Linked DNA regions of Mus musculus: region 2 is linked to region 1. The links are chromatin loops, found by intact Hi-C in ENCODE. Cell type or tissue: left cerebral cortex. All regions are shown on one strand. Links, peaks and the distances in the headings refer to the core of each region. The heading gives the core; the rest is flanking DNA.

What was found. Hi-C counts contacts between places; a loop is a spot of excess contacts. Peaks named below come from ENCODE experiments on the same cell type or tissue, not always from the same donor. Only the 100,000 strongest peaks of a DNase experiment are listed, where the experiment ranks them.
Region 2: it touches region 1 in a loop (2.3-fold over the local background); 1 of 42 quality-filtered maps calls a loop at or near these places.

Annotation. Positions count from the first base shown.
Region 1 is chr11:59,766,935-59,772,905 of GRCm38, forward strand. Mprip (myosin phosphatase Rho interacting protein) reads left to right here. Exons shown (of 24, transcript NM_001368931.1): 20 at 1,021-1,140; 21 at 2,279-2,365; 22 at 2,950-3,112; 23 at 4,683-4,768. Gm51899 (a long non-coding RNA gene) reads right to left here and starts at 2,320. Exons shown (of 2, transcript XR_003949691.1): 1 at 2,237-2,320; 2 at 422-1,600. In left cerebral cortex, for the core only: a CTCF peak has its summit at 3,580 (motif pointing left); a DNase peak (open chromatin) is centred at 2,569; H3K27ac peaks cover 222 bases.
Region 2 is chr11:59,817,036-59,823,006 of GRCm38, forward strand. Cops3 (COP9 signalosome subunit 3) reads right to left here. Exons shown (of 12, transcript NM_011991.1): 9 at 4,265-4,351; 10 at 2,970-3,083; 11 at 1,384-1,464; 12 at 769-1,073. The coding sequence ends at 1,020. It overlaps Gm16062 (predicted gene 16062), which reads left to right. Exons shown (of 2, transcript NR_045686.1): 2 at 868-1,327. Among named protein-coding and RNA genes, the nearest start is that of Gm16062, 9.9 kb to the left of the region's middle. In left cerebral cortex, for the core only: no CTCF peak of the experiment used is centred there; DNase peaks (open chromatin) are centred at 2,606, 3,683 and 4,621.

The sequences.
Region 1 (5,971 bases), core at 1,083-5,082:
GATACTACCACATCTGCCCTTCCTGAGACTTAAGAATCTGGTGACTTCTCTGAATCTCTAGTCCTCTAGTTGAAGTATCTCAGAGTTGGGGTCTCTGTCCTGCAGTGCTGGGCTTACTCTCTCACATTTGTTTCTATAAGTCATGTTCTTAAAATTTAGTGCTCCTTAGAAAATTGGGGTTCACTAGAATCCCAGATGAGTGGGATATGATACTGAGTTCAATATAAGCTCTTCTATCAACACCCTATTTTTGCCTGCTCCGTCTGTCATGCTTGCCCTCTGTGCCTTCTCAAACCACACTGCACTGTGGGTGTAACTACTTGGGAGTCACTGAACCACTGCAGTGGCTTGAAGAAGAGCACTTACCAGTCAGAAAGGCGTGAGAAATTGGAGGGACAGAAGTAGAGTAATCTTTGGGAGCTCAAGTGGGAAAAGATAACACTGCCCACAGCAGAACGATTTTAATTTTAAGATCCATGGAATCTTCGCTCTAGAGACACAATTGGCATTTTGCTGCTATGAGTTCTGAATCAGTTCTGAATTCAGCTGACCAAACATAGCAAATGTTCCAGGGAGGAAAACAGTCATTTGCAGTGGACATCTACTATTTTCTTATCCCTCCTCCCTGCATAATACGTTACAGCTAAGGACTTAGGAATTGTGTGGATGGTACTGGGTATTAGACATAATGTAGAGACAGCCTATTGTATATGGGAGGATTATGCAGATATTGTATGCCATTTGTAATGGGACTTGAACATCCACAGAATTTGGTGCCTAATAGAGGTCTCAGAACCAATTTCTGACAGGTTATAAGTCCTCACATAGCCTCACAACCTATATGAACAGCTTTTATGTATCCTTAAATGTCTACCTTAAACATAGCACTGAACATGCACAAGGCTTGGGGGCTCCATTCTTAGGCCTCTGTACGCTACTGGTTAAGAAGTGACCTTCTCTAGTGTCTTATGCAACTGTGTGTGGGGATGGTCACTGTTGTGTTGTGCTGTTGTCCCCCAGGAGCTGAATAACCGCCTGGCTGCGGAGATCACACGGTTGCGGACACTACTGACTGGAGACGGTGGTGGGGAGTCCACTGGGTTGCCTCTCACACAGGGCAAGGATGCCTATGAGTTAGAGGTACTGTAAGAAGCAAGGCACTGCCTTATTCAGGAGCTCCTGGGTCATACTAAAGCTCTTTATCTTAGAGTCATTGAGGGACCAGATTTTAAGAAAAGGCCAGAAGGGTACAGTTCAATAGAAGAATGCCTGCTTACATGCAAAACTCTGGGTTCATCTCTAGCTCTGTAGCAGCTACAAGAAAAGAAAGCTTCAAGCTAACTTTTGAAAGCTATGGGAAGGCCCAAAGTCATTGGTTAGCTGACAAGTACCCTGAGGTCCACAGGCAGAAACAGGGGTCCCTCTAGATGCCATGAGGATCTTCAGGGCTACAGGAATCCTGCTGTTCTCAGATTCTATTATGACTTAACTTCTCGGAGTCCAGGATGTTTGTTTTCAATCACAACAGCTCATTCTGCAGTGGCAAGCACATGTACTCCCAACTGCTTAGGAAGCTGAAGCAAGAGGATTCCAGAGAAGGCTAGAAAGAAAAAGCAAAAGCAAAAAACAACCGTTGAAAGAGGGAGAGAGAAAGGAAAGACTCTAATTCTCACATATTAGAGTTCTCAACATGTGGGTTGAGAGTCCCCCTGGGGCACACGTCAGATATCATACCTATTATATATTTATATTACAATTCATAACAGTAGCAAAATTACAGATATGAAGTAGCAGCAAAATAATTTTATGGTTGAGGGTCAGCACAACATGTATTAAAGGGTTGCAGCATTAGGAAGTTTGAGAACCACCAAATGAGGATGTAGGGCATCCTCAAGAGGACCCCAGTTAGGTTAAGGTTTTCCTTTATAGGTGACTCAGACAAGTGAACAAGAGGAGCTGGCTAGGGTGGGCAGAAATTCCTATAGGAACAGTGTATCTAGACCTTGACAGCTACATCTCCGGGAGCAAGCAAGTCAGTAGTGGGAACTCAGTGTAGTCCTCATGCCTCTGGACTAGCAAGGCTAACAGTATTTTCCCCTTTCCATTTCTGTAGAAGCACTGAGCAGTATTTAAGTCGTGTGTTCTGTTTAGTGTCAGTAAGGGTTGGCTCTCTTCCCCGAAATGTACAAAGCAACTGTCTGCCAGCCATGCTCTGTATATGCAGACTACAGGATACCTGGTTCCTGAGAGTCAGTCCTCATTTTCCCTCTTCTTATAGGTCTTGTTGCGGGTCAAAGAGTCAGAAATCCAGTACCTGAAACAGGAGATCAGCTCCCTCAAGGATGAACTCCAGACAGCCCTGCGGGTAAGGGCCAAGGGTGTGGAGGCAGGACAAAGAGGGGTGAAAGCTGAGAGGTCTGACCAGGTCCTGCTGGGCTCACTTTTTCATGGCAGGACACTCTACAAGATTGCAGTCCTAAAGTCAGGTTCCCTTAAAATACCAGCGTCTGAGCATATGCCTCAGAAGTAGGGCAGTCAGAAGGAAGCCTCTAGTCAGGCGGTGGTGGGTCTGTGTTTCCATGCATTTGGATAGGTACAGTAACACAGAGTGCTATGTGGGTGAAGTGAGGCTTGGTCTGCCATTTAGGCTGGTCTAGTTGGACCCATCTCAAAGGAATTTCTGGAGTCAGAAAGTAATGATGGAATCCTTGGTGTGATCAGGTCACTTAACAAATCTAAAACCTAGAGGCTCTCCCTGACTGACTTCCACAAGGAACTGTTAGACAGTCAGGACCACAGCAGGCTTGCCCCCTGTAGTCATCTACTTCCTGCATCATGTTTTCTTTAGTGTTCAGTCTTTGCCTCAGAGAGGGAGGGTACAGGGCCATTTCCGAGTGAGTCTGACACCCTGTCTGCAGCCGCCACTCACTTGTGCCTTTATCTGTCCAGGATAAGAAGTATGCTAGTGACAAGTACAAAGACATCTACACTGAGCTCAGCATTGCCAAGGCCAAGGCTGACTGCGACATCAGCAGGCTGAAGGAGCAGCTGAAAGCAGCCACAGAGGCACTGGGCGAGAAATCTCCTGAAGGCACTACTGTGTCAGGATATGGTGAGCGATCTGGGTGCTCCTCGTGAAGATGTTTTGGCACTTGAATCAAACCCAAAAAACTGTCTTGAGCCATCCCAAATCTCCTTTAGGCCCACATGCACGGGCTCCCCCGCGAGCTGCTCCTCCCATATCCTGCAGCTCCTTTACACAGAGCTGCTTCCATAGAAACAAGGGGTCATACTATCTGTTTCTGAAAAACTTAAGCAGGTAGGGGGAGTTCTTGCTAGTTCCTTAATCTAAATGTTTAGCCATAAAATCTTTGAGGGCCACAGGCAAGCAGAACAGAAGGAACCTACAGCCTGTTCAAGAACAACAAAACTGACCTGTTTTTGTGCTGGCTGAAAAGATCCAGGCACGGACTGGAGAGATGGCTCAGTAGTTAAGAGCACTGACTGCTCTTCCAGAGGTCCTGAGTTCAAATGGTGGCTCACAACCATCTGTAATGGGGGTCCGATGCCCTCTTCTGGTGTGTCTGAAGACAGCAACAGTGTACTCACATACATGAAATAAATAAATCTTTAAAAAAAAAAAAGAAAAGAAGAAGAAGAAGAATTATTGGAGAAAATATCCAGGTATTGTGCAGCACAGCGGGGAAAGAGGCTGCTGAGCCACGTACTGTTGGATTCTTTCTGATAACTGACGAGTTCATCTTAACTTCATCATGACCCTTTCTTTATAAAAGCCCCGCAAACTGAAAATCTGTTCAAATCCCCTAATATCCCTGTAACTGAACATTCCTTCAGCAAATTCAGGAACAGTATCCATGACAGCATTCAAATGTGCCTGCTGGGACAGTCCTCTGTGTTGCTCATGGGACACAGACACGGCTGTTCTGGAAGGCTGCTGACAACAGCACAGTTTACAGTCTAGCTCACTGTAAAACGGTGATCACCATGGTCACTGGGTAGGAAGCCAAGAAGCTGAGGCATTAGAGGGAGGAAGTGTGTGTTCTTTTGTCCTGCCGTGATAACTAACCTCGGAAGAGTATTCACAGAGTACTGCATCTGTAGACAAGTGCCACACATTGCCGAGTGCTAAGCATCATCCATGGACAGCCGTGCACACAACAGTCCACTCAGCGGTGCAGACTGACTGTGGGAAGACAGGGAGGTGTTTTTATGTTGATGTAAAGAGAATTTTTTGAGATTTGAGTAAACAAGGAAAGCCCCACACCCTGACATACTTTGTGGTATGGCCCAGTGTACACCTTTGTCATTTGTGTTTAAGACATTCTAAGAGCTGTTTTCTTGATGGGTGGATAATGAAAAGAATATGGACTGATTCCTTTTGATACTAGTCCTGTGTCAGAAATCAGCTAGAGATAATGAGGCCAGTTGGTATGCCCAGAAGTCAAGGTCTAATTCCAGAGTAGGAGATCCTATCCTTTGTTAACAGTATTATGTGTGTAGCTTAAACCCCAGTGGGAACCCAGTGCTCCAGTGCTTGGTTGGTTATTGGATTTAGGAAATGTATGGGTGCACTATGCTAGTGAACTCAGAACCTCCCATATGTTCTGTTTGGTTCACAAGATTGTAGAAAGCAAAAGTAATGAGTCTTTTTGTTCCTTCAGACATAATGAAATCTAAAAGCAATCCTGACTTCCTGAAGAAAGACAGATCCTGTGTTACCCGGCAACTCAGAAACATCAGGTCCAAGGTGAGTGAGGTCCAGCTTATAGATGAGGTGGGACTAGATGATGCTGGCAAGATCAAACCCAGTACAGGCACTACAGTGCAGGCCCTAGCCCAGCCATGTAGTCACAATGTTCAGATGATTCTAGTGGCTTCAAGAACCATGTTCCATGTCAGCAGAACCATCTCAGGGCCAGGGCTTCAAGAAGCAAGACATGAAGAGATTCGTGTCTCATACGAATCTTGAGCCTCTCAGAAGGTGGGGTAAATCTGACCTCTTGGCTCCACTGTATGTCTGTTCACTGCACATCTCTGTAATCACACTGACGCTGCCAACCTTGGAGAAATGAAGTCAAGGATCCCAGTGTGCTCTCAGATGGATGTGTCTGGGGGGTGGGGGAGAGGGCCTGGCCAGCGTGCTGCATTTAGAACTGATTGTGTGTGTGTCTTATTTTTTGCTCTTTCCTCTGACAGTCCGTAATTGAGCAGGTCTCATGGGATAACTGAGTCGCGCCCGCTTCCAAGTCCCCTGTCGTATAGGTAAACCACTTCTCACTCTGCCCACTGCCCTCACAGGCGGCTCTGCATGCACTCTCACACCTCCATAGCACATCTCTATGTAATTATCTTCACTCATCTTTCTCTGACAAACACACACCCAGTCTACATGAGATCTCAATAACTGTCCTGGAAGTTGGCACTCTAACCTCTCCACAGAGCTGAGCCTGCCCAAGGCCTCCTCATCTTGACGGGTGGGCACAATCCAGCATGCATACTGGGTGACTTGCACGACACTGAGCTCCTGTCTCCTGTCTTGGAAACAAATTGCAGGGAGATAGTAGATACCCACTGAGTCTGGCAAGCACTGCACTCTCATGAAAGACCTCAGATAACCAGGTGGTAACAAGGCTGTTTTGGGGAGACCCCTGCAGATAGCCAGGTGGTAACAAGGCTGTTTTGGGGAGACCCCTGCAGATAGCCAGGTGGTAACAAGGCTGTTTTGGGGAGACCCCTGCAGATAGCCAGGGGGTAACAAGGCTGTTTTGGGGAGACCCCTGCAGATAGCCAGGGGGTAACAAGGCTGTTTTGGGGAGACCCCTGCAGATAGCCAGGGGGTAACAAGGCTTTTTTGGGGAGACCCTGCAGATAGCCAGGGGGTAACAAGGCTGTTTTGGGGAGACCCCTGCAGATAGAACAGATCCCAGTTGTGCTGTTCTGTGTGGAACTG
Region 2 (5,971 bases), core at 658-4,657, 50 kb after region 1:
TGTACATGGGGATTTTAGCTCAGGTCCTACTCCTGGCTCTGACCCACTGAGCCATCCCCAGCAGCAAACTTAAGGCACTTTAATCTGTCCATAGGTCACCAATGCTCCCACTGTCGAGAGCTAGCTCAGTGACTTCTGGCCCAAAGTGTAACGGGGCTAGGAACAAAATCTAAAAAACTCTGCAAAGTACCTGAAGATGGTTTCAAGAAGAAAAGGGGCTATAAAATAGTTCAATGGGTAAAGGCACTGAATGCCAAGCCTGACTATCAGTTCATTCTCCAGGGTTCACAAGGTAGAAGGAGAATAACTCTCCTAAGTATATACATACACAAAATAAAACATAATTTAAAAAGAATGTTAGAGCCAGGTGGTGGTGGTGCATACCTTTAATGCCAGCACTTGGGAGGTAGAGGCAGGCAGATCTCCAAGTTCAAGGCCAGCCTGGTCTACACAGGGAGTTCTAGGACAGCCAGGGCTACACAGAGAAACCCCATCTTAAAGAATCAAATACAGAAAGAAAAGTAGAAAAGAGGGAAAGCCTTGAGGTGGCAGAAACGACGCACGTCAGGTGCAGGAAGATGGCAAAAACTACACACGTCAGGGGTAGGAGCCGACAGTGTCCCACAGCTTACATCCACCTACAAGGGGATGCTAACGCTTCAGTGCAGACCTCGCGCTCCCAGCCAATTATTCTATTCACAATGAAATGTATCATTGGAACCTTTGCGAGAGGAAAAAGTGAGAGAACACACATTAACATTCAAGGGGTTAAACAAAAAGGTAACTTTAATGCAGTAATAACAATCTGAGGATAAATAAATCCACAACAGACTCTAAAGTAGGATTTTTTTTTTCCTTTCTTTGCAGAGAATGGTTTTCTGAAAGCAATAGGACTGCAGATGTTAAACTGAATTTCTGACTGTCCAGGAGGAACCGGCATGGAACCCGCATGGTACTTCCTGCTGCGCTCTTCACACTTGCCAGGCCAAGGTTCTGTTACCTCAAGATGGGGGTTAGTTTCAAGAGTAGCTGGAGGGCTTGTTTCCTGAGTCATCTTCTTGTGAGCCCATGCTCTGTGAAGGAGAAAGCAAATAGTGTGTTTGTGACCAACTCTATCAAGAGGACTCTTGTGAAAGCAGCATGCCAGCTCCCCAGCCTGTCTCTGCAGGAACTACCACAGAACAACAACAGGCAACCTGGGCCTTCCCTAAGCACACTTAGAGGAGTTCCTGAACATATCTTAAAAGTTATTTCTGTGAATTTATGGGAACTGGTTTTCAAGGACAATGAGCAACTTCACATTTAATAAATGAACCAAGTTCTTGTACCTGCTGTAATGTCTTTCCTCCTCCACCCACTTCAAATGAGGAGCACCCTGTTTACCTTTTGAACAAACTGGGGGTTCACCGTGATCTCCTGGTCCATAGCCTTCAGTCGCTCATCCAGCTCTATGCATTTTAGCATCTGTGCAAGAGTCATATAACCATGGTTAGCAATAGGCTTTGGTCACTCACATTTGTAACCGACTATTAGTGGGGGGTTAGAAACTTAGTCACCCTCTGAAAACCCTCAGCTAAGGGGTTATGAAATCAAATTATTTGGATTCAAGAGTAAATACGTGAGCTAGAAGGTGGTGGCACACACCTTTAATGCTAGCACTCAGGAGGCAGAGGCAGGTGGATCTCTTAGTTTGAGGCCAGCTTGGTCTACAGAATGAGTTCCAGGACAGCCAGATCTACACAGAGAAACCCTGCCTCACCCACCCCCCCAAACCCAAAACAAATAAAAAAGAGTGGTGGGGGGAGAGATTCTATGTACTGCAGCATAATACCCAAGTTGAAACAATACCAGCAGACAATCCCATTAGCATTCTTCTCACGGGGGAAAAGTTGCAGGTGTCAGGCTCTCTCCTTCCACCATGGAAGTCCCAGGAACTGAACTCAGGTCCTCAAGCTTGGCAGCACATGCTTTTCCCACTGAGCCATTTTGCCAGTCCCCAAACTAAGGTTATCATTTTAGGTGACATTTTGATACCCACAAGTTATAAAAGGGAGTAGTGACAAAGTTCTGCTTTTACCACGAGGAACTAATATAGGGAATGCATTCTACATTGCCATGGGTTATTTTTAGGATTCTTGGGATTTTTTTAAAAAACATGTATGAGTACTTAAGTGCACTAAGTGAACCGTATGTGTGCAGTGTCTCCAGAAGATCTGATCTGATCTGAAGAGGGCATCAAATCCATTCGAACTGGGTTTACAGACGGTTGTGAGCTGCCTTGTGGGTGCTGGGAACTAAACCCAGATCCTTCAGATGAGCAGGCAATGTTCTTAACTGCTGAGCCATCTCCATTCCCAGCCTATCCTGGGAATTTGCTGTTGGTTCTGGTGTTTTCAGACAGTCTTGCTACTTAGGGTTGGCCTTGGCATCAATCATCTGCTTCCCAAGCACCAGGCTCAAAGAAACCGGCAACCACACACAGCTTTTAGTTCCTTATTTAACACGAACTCACTCATTTCCTTCCTTCAAAGTAAGAAACACACTGTCTAGATGAACCTACTCATCCCCAGAACCCAAAGCAACAGTCAAGAGCAGCAGGCCGCACACACAGGCTGTGGCTATTTGCTGACACGGCACCCCTAGATGCCCAGGACACTGCTGCTGCTGCTGCCCCAGAAGGTATCGTTTGCTTCCCACCTGGACACCCACAGAAACAAGTCCACACACTGGCAGTTGTGGTAAAGCACAGGTAGAATACTACATCCTTTGAATGGCTTTGGAGTTAAAAGTAGGTTTGATAATCTACTTGGGAAATCTAACCTCCCATTTAGTTAGCCACCCAAACAATCTAGAAGAGTTTCCAGCAGACCGGTCCTTTTGTGTTCAGGCTGGGAACTAAACAGGCTATCCTGGAGCACTCAGAAGTTTAATCACCTGTCAGACATGCCCAACCCAAGCAGCTTGCTTACCTCTTGGTCGATGTTATGAAGCATGGCTGGGTTATTATACTTCTCAGGGTTATCATGGAAACTGACCATTCCATCCTTCTGGTTAATACTTGCAAAAATTTCTCCATCTTCTATCTGAAAAAAAAAAAAAAAAAAAAAAAAAGGAGAAAAAAGAAAGATAGGAAACCATGAAAATTTAGACCTGAACATAAAGTGGGTGGATATAACCAAAGATCCAAAAAGCAATGCAGTCACACCTCAGACTTGTGACCCTTCTACCTCAGACACTGAGGTCTGGAATCATAGGTCTGGCTACTTTCAAAACAAAACAAAAGAACACAACAAAAGGTGTATGGATGCTTTGCCTGTGGAGGGTAAGCCACTGAACTATAGCTACAGACGGCTGTGGGCCACCATGTGGATGGCAGGACTCAAACCTAGGTCCTTTAGAAGATCATTCTCTCCAGTTCAATTACATATCTATTTTAAGTGTTATCTATTTAGCCAGTGTTTCCTAAATGCTATATGCTAGATATCATTAGAGATGCCAAGTGGATCAAAGCTGACATTCAAACACAAAATCCTCCTGCTTCATGCTCCTGGATTGCTTGGATTGTAGCAAAAGCCACTGTGCCCAGATTTGCAGTGTGACTAATGTTTAGCCCACTTCTGAGCAATGGAACTAAGCTACCTAAAATGGCTGTTGCTTGACTTAGAAGGGACAGTAGACAGTGTTAATAAGATAGCAGCTCCAACCCAAAGCATACTAATTAGAATTCAGAAGTTTCTCACCATACATGTTATTGCAGACTTAAACTATATCTGGACCATGGTTCACCACAATAGTACTTGTAACAATCAGAATAGAAACCAATCCAAATGGCCACATAGTTAGGATAGAAAGGTACACTGTAACACAACAGTCTGAAAATAGACTACCTACAAATGTATCTACATGCATGGCTCTTAAAAAGCATGCAGTGTACACCATTTATATAAAGCTCAAAACAAACACAACTAAACAAGCTGTTAAGAGTTAGGATATCACTGAACCTCCTTGCTAGGTGGTAGAAGCAAATACACACATGTGCTTTGTATTCTGTCTCTTTAAGGATGTCCGCATCTGCTGGGGGGGGGGGGGGGGTTGCGGCGGCGGCAGCGCACGCCTTTAATCCCAGCACTCAGGAGGCAGAAGCAGGCGGATTTCTGAGTTCGAGGCCAGCCTGGTCTACAAAGTAAGTTCCAGGACAGCCAGGGCTATACAGAGAAACCCTGTCTTGAAAAACCAAAAAAAAAAAAATTTAAGATACACTTACCATGTGTAGAACATATTTTTCTGCCTCCTGTGGTCCAGATAACTGTACACGGCTTGCCATATCTTGTAATGATAGTGTTAAAAAAGTCTGAAAGTCAGAAGTAAATTAATCACATGTAGAAATGTAAAAAAGGTATGAACTGTGTTCAGTATTCTTTCTATTGCTACATAAAATAAAATTTTCTTCGTGAAAATGACTTGCTGCTGAGTGATGACTTACACTTCCTGAGTGTAAGTGCCTGCAGCCAGGCTGACAACCCTAGTTCAGTCCCTACACCTAAGGGTGGAGGGAGACCCACTGGTTCCCATGAAGTGTTCTCTGCTTTACACCGATGTGCGCAAGCACACCCCCACACACCTACACACCCCCACACACACTTTTTTCAGCGACTTGAATGAAACCAGTGATCTTAGCTGTTACTCTCAGGCAGAGTAAGGAGATAGTCAGTTTCCTATACATATGCAACATTTTCATAAGAAAGAAAGAAACAGCTCAGGTTTCAGAAGTCAGAAGATCTAGGGCTATTCAAATGTTGAAAAGGAAACCAAAAGGGACATCCATCCTAGGGAAAATGCTCATTCTAACATCAGGAGGAAAACCATACACCACAGGGAGACTGCCTTCCCACTGGGGCTAGTGAGAGAGTGCCTGCAGTTAAGTATCTGTGATACAGGCTTAGGATGCCATGGAAAAGAGGTTCAGGACATACTGAGGGGAAGACCAGGAGAGAGCAGAATGCTCCTAATGACAAATGACTCTCTTCACAAACACACATAAGAGACATGAGAGGAATCTAAGTCTACTGTCCGGCCTGGCATGGTTGAACAAACCTTTAATCCCAGCACTCCAGAAGCTGAGACAGACGGATAGATCTCTGTGGAGTTCAAGGCTGCCCTAGCTTGGTGGGAAGGTTCTAGGTCATAAAGGGCTACACAGTGAGACTTTGTCTCAAACAACCAACCAACCAATGTCCAAACAGTGACAGAAAGTAACCTCTCTACAATGGATGAGGCAGATAAAATTCCCAACAATGGCCACTGTACCTGGCCACCTTGAGACAGAGATCCCATCGCAAACATCAATACACACAAGTCTATCTGCTGAGGCTTCTATGAATAGCTTCTTTGTGATTTGCTAGTAAGAAAGAGGCTTCATTCGTCTAGAAACTTCGTTTTCTTCTGCTACTATTACTGCAGCACTACCTCACTCTATGGTGGTCTTCCCCTAGATGCCCTGGACAGCACTCATAAACTCTATGTTATCATCTACCGTGAGCTGCCCAGGAAGGACCTGGACACAATGAATGAGCTGCTTGCCTCAGCTCTGCTCAGACCACTTTAGGACCCTGTTTATTTGATCAAATTCTTTTTTCTTAAAATTTTAATTTTTTTTATAATTTTATTTTTATATTTGTGTGCTTATTTTGTTCTGGATTATCCTATCTAAACTACAAAACACATTTTACTTTATTGCTAGCTCAAAAGTACAAGCTACTAACTGTTTCAAAATATTAAACTGTGGCTGATGATTTTCATAGCAATGCCTGCATATATTAGATTGACTTCTTTGTTTTGAGACAGGATCTCACTATGTAGTCCTGGCTAGCCTGGAACTCTACGTATACTAGGCTGGTTTTGAACTCAGAGATCTGCTTAGCTCTGCATTCCAAGTGCTGGGATCACAGGCATATGCTAGCATATCCAACCA